Regions from separate parts of the Homo sapiens genome. Here regions 1 and 2 are each linked to region 3. The links are chromatin contacts, found by Hi-C or POLR2A ChIA-PET in ENCODE. All regions are on one chromosome and are shown on one strand. Each heading gives the region's core, a stretch centred on a gene start or an enhancer-like site at or near the end of the contact. The rest is flanking DNA. Distances are from core to core; before and after follow the strand shown.

What was found. A loop is a pair of places that touch in the nucleus more often than their neighbours do. ChIA-PET counts read pairs that join two places held with the same protein, here RNA polymerase II (POLR2A). Pooled maps may share reads with other maps.
Region 1: a loop to region 3 is called in a map of endothelial cell of hepatic sinusoid, with 4 times the contacts of the local background. The contact joins the enhancer-like site here to the promoter of LINC01228 in region 3. A Hi-C loop is called at or near these places in 1 of 168 maps with a recorded cell type or tissue (endothelial cell of hepatic sinusoid). POLR2A ChIA-PET finds 5 or more read pairs at or near these places in 1 of 52 experiments (K562).
Region 2: a pooled map shows a loop between it and region 3 (7-fold over the local background). The contact joins the promoter of MAFTRR here to the promoter of LINC01228 in region 3. A Hi-C loop is called at or near these places in 2 of 168 maps with a recorded cell type or tissue (CD8-positive, alpha-beta T cell and heart right ventricle) and 1 of 50 pooled maps.

What each region holds. Positions count from the first base shown.
Region 1 is chr16:79,883,804-79,888,403 of GRCh38, reverse strand. No RefSeq gene overlaps it. Among named protein-coding and RNA genes, the nearest start is that of LINC01228, 59 kb to the right of the region's middle. Within about 2 kb of position 2,928, at least 2 of the 41 ENCODE cell types and tissues checked have a DNase peak (open chromatin) inside an H3K27ac peak, as active enhancers do.
Region 2 is chr16:79,767,770-79,771,910 of GRCh38, reverse strand. MAFTRR (MAF transcriptional regulator RNA) reads left to right here and starts at 1,379. Exons shown (of 6, transcript NR_104663.1): 1 at 1,379-1,464; 2 at 2,689-2,758. LINC01229 (long intergenic non-protein coding RNA 1229) reads right to left here and starts at 1,440. Exons shown (of 4, transcript NR_104660.1): 1 at 1,384-1,440. RefSeq lists silencers at 1,120-1,169, 1,094-1,292 and an enhancer at 1,290-1,339.
Region 3 is chr16:79,825,859-79,830,038 of GRCh38, reverse strand. It overlaps LINC01228 (long intergenic non-protein coding RNA 1228), which reads left to right and starts at 2,889. Exons shown (of 2, transcript NR_170199.1): 1 at 2,889-3,051.

The DNA.
Region 1 (4,600 bases), core at 1,679-4,178, 58 kb before region 3:
AGTATCTTTTATCCTGCAGCATTCCAAAGGTATTTAGAAACTTTATGGGGCTTGAAATGGAGCCACCTCTGGCATGAAATCTGGGAACACCTCTCGCCATTTGAGGACAGGATGTGCAGATGCCAACCGAAACTACCCAGAGCACATAATTACCAGTTGGAATTATCAATTACCAACTGGAATGGGTCCAGGCCCCGGGCTCAACCCCTGTGACAAACATCAAGGGCTATTTAAAGACCACATGTGGTTTGATACCTTTGCTTTGGCCTCATCACCATCTGGGACCCCAGAGAAGGGTATATATTAAATAGATTAAGTCTTCCCTGGTGGTCAATGTTGGGTTTGAACTCATAAAAAAGAGACCTCAGAGTCAGGCCCATGAACCACATTCGACCCTGCTGACCACCTGGTCTGGGGATATGAACGGCAAGCTTTGAAGAACAGAGGATGCTAAAAGCTTTCATGTGGTCTCTTCTATCTGCTCCCATCTGGGAAGCCACAATGTAAACCAGCCAGGTGCCTGGAATACTCTAGTCAAAATACGCAGAGACATAGGGGTGCTGAGAGATGAATGGAACAACTTGAGAGACAGTCCAAACATGAGCCGGGGCACATGCATGACTCACACACATGGCTGGCATGTGAATGTGCCTCTGAGTGTGATCTGGAAGGCATATGAGTTGGGGATCTGTTTGTGAGTTCATATTGGCCATACACGTATGGTTTTGAGTTTGTTTGCTTGTTTACCTTTCAGTTTTATTTATTTATTCAACAAATAGCTATTGGCAGACAGCAGTACAAAGCAGAGCAAAATAAACAAGGCTCAGTCCTCCAAAGCTTAGAGTCAAGTAATGGGCAAGTGAGGGAATCAGATAATTCTAATTCAGTGTGGTGGCAGCATAAAGCATTTAGCTGCAAATGAATTTTCCAGTGTGAGTGCTCATGTCCATCTGAGTGCATGTAAGAGTGCATAACTCTGTGTTATGGTGCATTTGGAAAATAACAGAAGTTTACCAAGTGGTTCCAGCAACTTTTGGCCATTGGAACACTCTATGGTGATGCTAGGTTCATAAATGGAGCCTCAGAGATGTGTGTGAGAGGTGGGAGGCAGAGGTATGAACGGGATCCTGAAATCCAAAATTTCTGGCCACAGTTACTCCACCCCCATCTCTTCCCATGGATAAATTGACATAGACTGTGGATTTCACTTTCAGAATAGAGGGAACAGCATGATTGTTGCTGGAAATAATATTGTGGTCTATAAAGAGATCTAGTGTGGTGTGTGTGTATGTGTGTGTGTGTGTGTGTGTGTGTTTCATGTCTTCAAATGACTTTCTGGATCAAAAGATGATTGAAACCCTTTGAAAACCTAAGAATATAAGGTTTCTGCAGTCAGTTGCCTGCTAGACTGATGTACCTTATTCTGATTTGGGTTAAGTAAATCATGTGCAAAAAGAAGAAAAAAGAAGAAGGGAAGAGTAATGCACATTTATTTCATGCCAACTGCTCTTAGGCATCGATTTGAGCAATTTGGCGTGTGTTGTCTCTTAAACCTAAAAGCCTTCCCAAGGGGGGTGTTATGACATCCTTTTGTAGATGAAGAAGCTGAGGACCAGGTGGAGTATCTAAAGTCACATGCATTTTTATTTCTGGCTTTTTTCTTCTCTCCACCATTGACTAGGCCCTCATCACCTGGATTCTTGTCATAATCTCTGAAGTTGAGACACTTTCTCAATTGGAGCCCCTTATTTGAACCACTGAATACAGAACATGATTTGAATGATGATTTTTCCCAATGCTTCTAAGGATGGGACATAACTAGAACCATTCTCAATGCAGACAAGAGAAATTCATCCAATAATTAGAAATCTTCTAGAATTCTAGATGCAGAAGACTGAATTTTGTTCATTGCATGCAATGGATGCCTTGGAGCTAATACTCTTCTCTTATAAAACTCCAGCTCTTCCAGAGGCTTCTAGAATGAGGTTCCTGAGAACTGCTGGATACAAGCCTATTCCCTTCTGAAAAGTCTCCTTTTGACTTTCATTTGCTTCCCTTGGTTATGTGGGTCTCTTGCTAAAGCCTCCACTTTAGAGACACCTTCCTAAAGTACATCTTCTATTCCCATTAGTCTCTGAATCCTAGTTATTTCCTCCCCAGTAATTATTACAAACATTACTTACGGTGTTTATTTGTTTGCTTATTTGTAATCGATTTCCTCTTATTGGTAGGTAAACTCCACAAAGGGCAGAGGCTTGTCTTTCTTGTTTACCACTGAATCGCCAGCATTTACATCATGAGTGGATAGTACATTCTCAGTAAATTTCAGTGGGGTTAACTAAGTATCAATTAATCATAGGATTTATCAAGTCCCAGTAAGAACTATGCATATATAAAATAAAATAGTTATGTGTAACCCTCCTCCTACACACACACAAACACACACACACACACACACAGAGACACACACACCAGAAACATCCGTGTCTTGGTTTTTGTCTCCTTTTCATTAACTTCCTGAACTTAGCATGCCATGAAACTGGTCTTCCCAACAAGCAGGATCATTAAATATTCAGCCCAGTTTATCTTTGCCTGCTCAGATTACATTAGCCGAAGGCCTCAGCACAGTCTTTTGGGAAGAACAGGGATCTCATGGATGAATGGCAGGAAGCCCACTGCTCGGGGCAGGAAGTGATGGAGAAGGACGGGGCTGAAAATGAAACAGGCCCCCCTCAAGCCACTTAAAGAATGATGGGCGCATCTCCTAGATGTCGACAACATCTGCTTGACTCAGAGTTGGTCACAGTCACTCTGTGTCTTCAGCAGGAGGAGCCCACTGGCAGTTTTCGGAACAGCACACACTAGCAGTTATGCAGGGAACAGACTGCTGGGACAGAGTGAATTTCCAGGTAGCGGGCCTGCCCGGACCTGCACTCCCACCCTGCATTCAGGCACGCATGTGTAGCAGTCCTGTTGTGGTGAAACTGGAATGTTCTGAGCCTTGTGAAACCAGAGAGGTTTTCTATGGGCCTTCATCATGCAGCAATTCCATTTCATTTTTATTTGTCAAATTTTGATTTTGCTCTGATTTCAGTCAGTGCTAAAATGAATATTAGCACACTCCTTTGTGAATACCTAAAAAAGTAGACTGTCTGTAGAAGGTATATATTTATTCATGCACAACACACATATATCTCTATATTGCCTCTTCCAGTGAAGCTATAGTGATATCCTAATAATAGCTAATGTTTCTGAAAACTGTGGCTGATACCATGCAAAGTGGTTTATGGAGTAGGATAGCTAGATTTAGCAAACAAGAATAAAGGACACCAAGTAGGTATAAGTAGTATGTCCTAAATACTTCATGGGGCATATTTATATAAGCTAAACAATTTTGAGGGTTTTTTTAGTCTGCAATTCATATTTATGGTGGAATTTTCTACTTTATCTGGTGATCTTACTTATGGGTGTGTCAGTTTCCTAAGCCTGCTATAAAAAAAATTACCACAAACTGAGAGGCTTCATACAACCACCCAGAAAAAAATGTATTCTCTACAGTTCTGGAGAATACAAGTCTGAAATCAACGTGTCAGCAGGGCCATGCACCCTCCGAGAGTCCATAGCATCCTTCTTTGTCTCCTCCTAGCTCCTGATGGTAGCCGGCAATCTTGAGTGTCCTGTACCTTGCAGTGGCTTCGCTCCAATCGCTATCTCCATCATTACATGGTGTTCTCACTGTGTGTCTGTCTCTGATTCTCTTCTCCTCTTGCAATAAGGGCATCATTCATATTGGATGAAGGGTCCACCCAGTCTCAGTTTGACCTCATCTTGACAAATTATATCTGCATCAAACCCTATTTTCAAATAAGGTCTTTAACTCTGAGATACTAGGGATTAGGACTTCACCGAATCTTTTCAGGTGACACAATTTATCCCACAGCATATTGGTTATCTCGTTTTATTTTCCTTCACAGGATAACTTGATTCGGTTCACTATGAGAAAACTAAGTCCAACATGTTGTAAATAACTTGTCCAAGGCTGCACCGCTGTAAGAGAGAATCGCGAGATTGCAACCCAGGCAGGACAGTCAAGGAGCCTGCACTGGTGCTCCTGATGCTACACAGTCCCTAGATACGTGAAAACTATTCAACTCAAGGCATAAAAACTCAGGGCCGTGGTCTCTGCTTAGAACAATCTCCATGGGGCATGGCCATGGGCCAGTCCTGACCGTCTTTGGCTCTGGGTCCTGATATCTAAAATAAAAAGGTTTATGTAGAGCTGTGCTATCCTAGAGGGGACCAACAGCCACACATGGCAATGGAAAGGCAGCTAGATGGAATGGAGATAGCTTTAGTATCACAAACATACCAGATTTTGAAGACTTCATCCAAAACAAAAAATACGGTAAAAGAGCTCACTAAGAATTATTTAATATTGTTTACATGTTGAAATAATAATATTTTGGATATAATGGTGTAAGTAAAAAATATTGCTAAAATTAATTCCATCTGTTTCTTTTTACTTTGTGGATTTCATATTAAATGTTTTTATTTCACTATTGTTATTATTTTTATTCATCTGTTTTCTTTCCTACTTTAA
Region 2 (4,141 bases), core at 130-2,629, 57 kb after region 3:
GCATTTGGGCTGGTCACACACCCACAAAGCAAGCTGGGGTTTGAGGATAACACATAGAGAGAGTCTGGATTCGATTTTTGCAATATACACCATTTCTTTAGGAAAGTTCAAACTTTCCCTCTGAAGGCTCTAATCTAAGTCTGCTGAATGAATTGACAAGAAATTAACAGGAGAAAAGCCATAACAAAGCTATTCAATCATAGTTTTATGTGACATGGGAGCCCTCAAAATGAAGACCGCAAGTCCCAGATAAAAATAGATACCCCGGGTATCTGTTTTTACCCGGGCTTAAGTTTGATGAAGCATGGATAGCCAGGTAGAAATAGGGTTAGACAAAGAAGAGTCTGATCTAATAGCAAGAGACTGAGGCAGAAAACCCAGCACGGCCTGTCTGTTCAAATTTTTCTTAGCTTCTCTATGTAGCACGTCTTCCTCTCCAGTATGGGGCAGGACCTACAACCCACAAGGTAGGTCAGAGAATTTCTTTATGGCCATTTCTGAAAAGTGCTTGCAGAGGTTCCTGGCATCATGAAACCAGAGTGTCTTGGGAATCAGACTGGCTTGGGTTTGAATCCTGTGTAACCATGTACTAACAGAATTTCTCTGACACTTCCACTCACCATTTTGAACTTCAATTTCCCATCTATTAAATGGAGACAGGGCAACCCACTCTCCGAATTACAATTAATTAGAGGATTAAATGCAATAAGGCATAGAAAGCAAACAAAATTCGAGGTCAAAGCCCGGTACATAATAAATGTTCCAAATTGCCCTTCATTTTGGGCACAGATCTTGCAGATCAGTTCAAACAAAAACACACTATATATTAAAAGTGAGGCTATTGTAATTGAAGACCAAGAGAGATTCGGAAACCTGACAAATCGTTTTCAACCTGTCCGTTCTTTTGCCTCTAATGAGACTTCTCCTTTGGGTGGGAAGAGATGACCTTCTGAAAAGGCCCTCCGTCCGCGTCAGAATTTGGCGACTAAAGCATGCATGAGCTGGGAATGGTGACAAGTTGCAAAGGGAAAGGGGGAGGGTAGGCAGGGTAAGAAAGAAAACTTAGGGCTGGGGTGTGAAGGGTCTCTTGGTTTGTTTTCCTGGCTGGGACAGCGAACTTCTCCGCAGCCAAGTTTCTGGAGCGGGGCCGGCCGCTTCGCGGCTCCCATTGGTCCGGCCGCGGCTGTTGCTAGGCGGATGGACCAATGGCGCGCGAAGGGCGTCTGGGCTCCTCCTCTTCTGGGCCGCGGCTGGAGCCCGGGAAGCGGCGGCGTCCGCGCTTCTCCCGGCGGCTCTTTCTCTTCTTCTTTTTTTTTTTTTTTTTTAAGGCGGGGCGGGGCTGGGGGCGCGGCGTCGCGGAGCTCGGGCCGGTGGAAGGTTTACCTGCTAGGCTCGTCCCACCTGTGTGGAGCTCCCATCGCCCTCCAGCGTTGCGCAGCCTGAAGGGACAGGACGGACAAGCGGGTATTTTTTCCCCCTCACGCAAATGTGTATTTTGTGTTTTAATAATTTTATCAACTCGGTGAACTCTCGCGAGAGCACTCGCTGCGTGTCTTGCCTCTGTCGTCCTTCCCAGTCTCTAACCGGCCCCTGGGCCACCTCTCACAATTGAGCCCCCAGCCCTTGAACACACGCACACACGCACACACGCTGAGCTACCGCCAATGCTTGAGCCCCCAGCCCTTACACACACCCATACACGTGCACAAACACACACACACGCTGAACCAACTTCAACACTTGAGCCCCCAGCCCCTAGAGAGAGACACACACACACACGCTGATGCGGGAGCATTTAGCACAGTTTCCTTGCTGAAAAAGCAGGACCTCGGTTTAGAAAATGGAAATTGCCCAGGAGGAAAAGAGAGCTGAGATATATGCAGCCCCAGGTACTTAGGGTTAGTAATAATATTGTTAATAATACTATCGTTTCTGAGGGGTTTCTACCAGATACTGTGTTGAGTAGTTGCCATGCTTAATCCTATTTAGAGCTTGGTGTGCCCATGGGTAAACAGAGGCACTGAGCAGGGGAGGCAGAAGCAGGACTGGAAACTGTCTGTGTAACTTTGGAGCTCTTGGTTCTATCCACTTACTGGTGTGGTTGCATGGCTGTACAACTGCCCATGTGGTTATGGCCCCCATCTGGGGATAGGTCTCAGTAGAACCTACATCGCCAGGGCTATGCCAGCCTTATGCAGTCCTATGCATAACTACCAATTCTCAGAATGAGCATGTTTATCACCCTTGGCCCATCCTGCCCCATCACTGTATTTAACACTTGCATCTTAGGTGGATCTTCCTCAATAATCCTGGAATGAGTAGAAAAGACCCATGTTCTGTGTGTTTGGGGAACATCTTATCTTCATCCTGCAACACACATCCACCTCGGCAGCTTCCCCTCAACTAATGTGGGAACCACAACTCAGAGAGGAAAGTGACTGGATCAAGGCTACTCTGATCAAAGCTGGTCACTTCCCACATCTGTGAGACAGCAGAGCCAGTTCTCTGCTTGGTGAAGCAATTCCGTAAAAGCATTTCTCTAACAAGTGACTGCAGACTTCACGTGAACTCAGCTGCATACTGGAAGTCACTGTGATTCTAATTTTATGAAGAATTATCAAGTTGAGCATATTTAAAACTGTGTGGGGCTTTTTTTCTTATACAGTTTCCTTTTTTCTTTTTTTCAAGGTGCCTCCTTCTAATTCATCTTCACCATTGTGGTTGTCAATATGGCATGCAGAATTATCCCTCTTTCCAGGTGAGGACGCGGAGACATGGAGACACATGTAGCCCAGACACATAACAACACAGTAGGCAGGCCCAGTCTTGGAGCACAGATTCTTCCTCCCCCTCCCCACACCTTAGCTAGCTTCTTTGCTCTCCCTGAGTGCCTATGGCTTACAAGTTATCCATTTACAACAAAAGGTTGTTTATTCAGAATGTAGGGACTGGGAATACAGAAGCCAAAAAAAAAAAAATGAAGTGAGAAATGAAATCCCTTCTGTTTTGTTGTTTGGAAACTGCCTGGGAAGTGGCCTGCCAGCTAGGAACAGGGTTGGCTGGTGAAGAAGCCCCTGGCATGACATTTTTCTGCTTAGCAGATGCCTGTGTGCCACCCTCGCCCTTGCTCTGAGCCTGGCAGTCAAGGGAAACGTGTCTGTACTCACTGTGCTATTGTCTAAAAGGCTCAGCAGAAAGGCCCCAGCTAGCTTCCTTCTTCCCTTCGCAGCAGGAGAAGACCTAGGCATGCCCACCTCCTACCCTAACAGACAGCACCTAAGAGATGGTTCTTTTGATAACTTAAAGGAGATATTTTTGAACGTCAACACAAGACAGTATCGCCCAGCAAGGGAGAGGTTTTCGACTCCACCCATCCCCAGAGACTCACTTGGTCTCAGAGAGAGAGTACTGTCTCCTTTCCTTAAATCCCCCTAGCTTAAAAAGCCTAGCCAGAACCCTGCCTATAATCTTTCGCCGTAAAGTTTATCTTCTAACTTTTCTTTAAAACCTATGGAAAATAAAAATCGGGATTGGAGCAAAGCAGATTATTCTGTTTGCAGAGGCTGATATAATTGCTGGCTGTTTTCCCTGGGATCGCACTGTAACTCTTTAGGCAGCCCTGAATTTTAAAGGATGTTTGCAAAGCAGCTTTCTTCCTGAACACTGTCCTAAATCCCTCCTGTTGTAACCCTCCACTCCCTCTGTTTGCCCGGCTTTGCCCGGTGCAGTGAGACGCCTATCCACACAATGGTTTGTCTCTCCTGCTTTCAGTTTTCTTTTCAGCCAACAGCCTCACAAGCATTCTTTCTCCCTTCTGCAAGTATTCCTGTGGAGTGTGTTCTGCCTCTCTGCTAGACGCTGGGATATAGGGAGCCAACACAGACAGGGCTTACAGTCAAGTGGGAGAAATAATACCCAAACTTTCACAAACCCCAGCTTAACACTACTACAAAGATGTATGTTCATGACACAGTGACAACATACGCTAAAGGGACTTAAACCCAATTAGAGCAATCAAGACAGGCTTCATAGAGGAACAGACCTGTGAGGTCTCATAGATAGACAGAGGGTAGAAGTTGGAGATGAGAGTAGATAGAAGTAGAGCTAGCACAGGCAAGTGCCCTCTGCTGGGCTTCGCATC
Region 3 (4,180 bases), core at 1,640-4,139:
TCATTTATAAACCCATATGATTCTCTGGAGCCATTGGGGATGGTCAAACAAGACAAAACAAAACAAAGAAACACAAACTATTTTTTTCCCTTTTTTTGTTATTGGTTTTGACTTAAATGGAAAACTCAACTCAGCTTTTTGAAAGTCAAAGTGGCCTTTGTGTTTGGAAATTAACTTTTACATCCCCCAGGGGGTAGTTATTACTCACTGGATACTTTTAAATTTAAATGTGATCAATTAATTGATGGTAAAAATTATATTATGTAAATGCAAATTCAGAATTGAGTTTCGTGTTCACAGTGGCCTGAAAACATTTTAAAAGGTCAGGTTAGGCCTGAGGAAATTGGAAGTTTTAGTTCCTGCTATTAAAAAAGAGAAAAAAAGAACAAAAGAAAGAAAAAATGAGTTGGCAACAAACTCAGTAATGAAGACCGGAATTTTTTTTTCTTTTCTTTTTGACAATGTTATCACAATCTAACTGTACCATAGAAACTTCAATGTAAAGGAATCAGGCGAGCTTTTGATCAATGCTTTTTGTTAGAAATCCTACTCTACAAGCCTTATCAAGCTTATAAAGCTCATAAACACTGGAACCCCAAACAACTTGAGAAGATAGAAAGACAAAACCTGAGAGAGAAAAAAAAATAGAAAAGAATGGTGATAAAATGAAATTGAAGAGGGTTACACAAAAGACTCTGGAGCCATTAATTTTTATAGCTGATGCAGCTACTAATATTTTATGAGGTTTGGAAATATCAGTATAAAAAGCACCCTAATATCTGCCCTTGTTCTCTTTCTGTTGTTGTTTTTTTACAAAGATAAGCCCATCGTATTTGTACCTTGAACACGGCCTTATTACAGTTAAATATGGTAGAAAATGTTGTCTCATTGGAATCTTTCCAAGTCAATGTTTTCGTTTTTGTTTAGTTTGATTTTCCACCTTTTCCAACACAAATTCATCGACTCCTTTATGTGCCATTTCTTTCCCTTGTTGTTTTTTTTCTTTCTTTCTTTTAACTTATCAGATCTTATTTCCAGTTAAATCGCAGCAGGGTTTATGTTTACTAGCTTTCCTGGACTGTACTGCGTGCGATGTCTCCATTTAAATGTAGATTTTGACTTTACACTGGAGAGGTAGGTGAGAGCCTTTCCGCTGCAGAATTAACATCAAGGTGAAAATATAAGCTCAAAATAGATGCTATGTTTCCATAAGTAAAGCTGTGTAAGTCCAGTTTGAGTATTCTGAGCCATTTATTCGCAAGTTCCCTTGTACCCCATAGGGGAAAACATTGTACAAATCAGATCTATGTATTTATTGAGGCCATAACACAAAACTTTAGGTTAAGGAAATCAAATGCTGAAGGGTAGCCCAGAAACTGTTACAGACACTGATCCAGTTGCAGTGGGGGGCTCTACCCATGACCTTTGGAATTAATGATAAATAGGACTAAGAAGGTGTATTTAATAACTGTTCACATCTCTTTTCCTTCTTCAGGAGCCATTTGCACTATGAAGAGATGGAATACAAAATATATACTCTAAATAAAGCTTAACCAAGTGCAGAACATAAAGCATTTTGAATCATAGCCCCACCCACACACATTTTTTTAGATTAACTGCAGTAGATATCTATGAAATTCATTTTAAAGACAAAAAAGAAATAATATTTTACCCTCTGTCTTTTGCCCCATTTTATTGATAGGCCATTAAAGAGGGCAGCGAGAGAAGTTAAGTATCCATATTTATATCTAGATAACTTATACTGTGTTTCTTCTCAGCTATTCATGGACCAACCCTACTCCCAAATGACATGGATGTGGAGCTTTTAGCACCATCGAAATAACTCAATGAAAAAAGTACATAACTTTGTTGTGAGCTCTTCCAAAAACCTGCACCATTGAGCCTGTAAGTAAGTTGTCCTTATAGAAGCGTATCTTTTGATTGGGTTTATCAAAAACGTAGTGCCATGCTTCTCTTAATGACCCAAGTAGAACCCTAATCATTCCTTCGGGAAATGTTTCCTAGCCTAAATTATAATGTATATTAGTCCACTACCATGGTACAAACTATGTGGTCTAAAAACACTGTGTGTCCTCTGGACTCCAGTTTGCCCATTTGTAAGCTGAGAATAATAATAGTACTTATACCATGAGCTATTTGAAGAATAATGTCATTAAATGCAGGAAAAGGGTTGAGAACAGTGTCCGGTACAGATAAACACTCAATAAATATTGGAAATCCACTTACAAATACGCATGGATATGTGTAGATACAGAATTCTTTCTTGAAGACTTCAGGAGCCAGAGAGAAAGGAGTGGCTCTAACTAAAGTCAAGTATCATTTACTCTCCTGGAAATCTCGATTACAGGGGTGGAAAAGAACTTCCACAAACTGTAGGCTAGTGATAACTAAATGGTAGGAAAGTAAGGTCAAAAGCAGCAGACCCTGGCAGAAACAGGGGGGCAAGAAGTCAAAAAGATTTTAAAGAGGGCCCCCAGGTGCCTGACTTAGCTCACAGGCTCCGGGATCTTCGGATAAATTCAGGGCTAAGAAAATGAAGATGCCCTTACCACTTTGACAGCCTGACCAAGAATGCCATCCTTTGCACCTCATCTGGTCTAAATACTCAGTTTACAAATGCATGTTGCTCAGCATCATGTGTTATAGATGCTTTATGTTTATTCAAGAACTCAGTTTCCAGACATGCGGTTTACCGCAATAGACAGCTGTTGATACTCTGATCCCATGAGCATTATAATATGTTTTAAAATTGCGACACTTTTAAAACCAGATGTTCTACATAAATTGTACGCAGGGGGAGAAAAGAGAAAAAAAAGAAAGGGGAGAAGGAAAAGAGGACAGGCAGATCTGTCAGTTGGCAAAACACCGGAGCTCCTCAGGCTCACAGAAAATTCACAGCAAAACTAAAGTGAACCCCATAAAGCTTGTTCTGGGTTTTCTTCTGCAGAAAAGATTAAAGGAAAATTGTTTTAGCAGAAAGAAAGCTCCATCCTCAGGAAAGGCAAGCAAGGGAGCTGCAGCTAAGGGAAGGTAAGCCCCTGGCTCTGCTGTGGTTCTGAGGTTCTTGTCTCCAGCTGTTTTCCAGGATACGTGGGGTATGCACTGAGGACTTCACTGGTTCCTAATCTCTTCTGAGGTCCTACGGGTATTGCTCAATTTTACAGCCTCCACTTCTCTCCCAAGAGTTCCTTTTGGTTGGAACAGAGGCTTGTAGGGTGCAACATTGTAGGTATATGTTGTGAGGTCATGTGGTTAAGAGGAGGGCCTCTTCCTTAGACTACCTGGGCTCAAATCCTGACTCCACCACTTAGTGAGCTCCCATGGCTATATTACTTCATGTAAGTCTCGGTTGTCTCCCTCTGTAAAATGGGACCATGATGTCACCTCCCTAATAAGGAAGCAGAAGCATTTAGCATAGTGCTTGATGAACTGTAAACATCATATATTCTAGATACTTTATATGTAAGACCTTTTTACCAATTCAAACTACTTAAGACTGAGTTGCTTTGAGAGGAATTTGGCATCTTTACTTCTCCCCTGGAATAATTGTATAATTTTGGGTGTCCTCAAGTCAGTCCTGGAAATCACGAGTCCACCCAATTGGAAATGACCAGTTTGGAGAGAAGCGGAGTGGTAGCATGCAGTCACGGAAAGGCGGCACCATCAGACAGATCTGGGTCCTCACCCAGGATCTGCACTTTGCAAGCTGTGTGGCCTTTTCCAACAGCCTCAGCTGGCCAGGCCCTGACTTTCCACCTGAATTCTTAGGAATACATTTCAATCTCAGAGAAGGTGTGAAATTAAGAGGAGCCAATTCAGGTTAAGTATCTCGCATACAGTAGACACTCAATCACTTTTATTTCTCTTATTCCATCATCTACATGGCTCCTGAAAATACTTTTTTGTATATTTATCAAATAGCTTCTGCCCAAGTACAGAATTTATCAAATTATATTTCTATTTGCTCATATACCTCCTCTGCAAAAATAAATAAATAAAATAAAGAAATGCAAACAAAAATAATAACAAAGCAACAGCATCCGAACAAAATAAAACAAAAGTTTTAATAGATATACACTGACCCCTGCTTACCTCTCCAGTCCAATCTCATGATTCCACCCCATCCCGACCTCCTACCCAGCCACCCTGAAACCAGCCA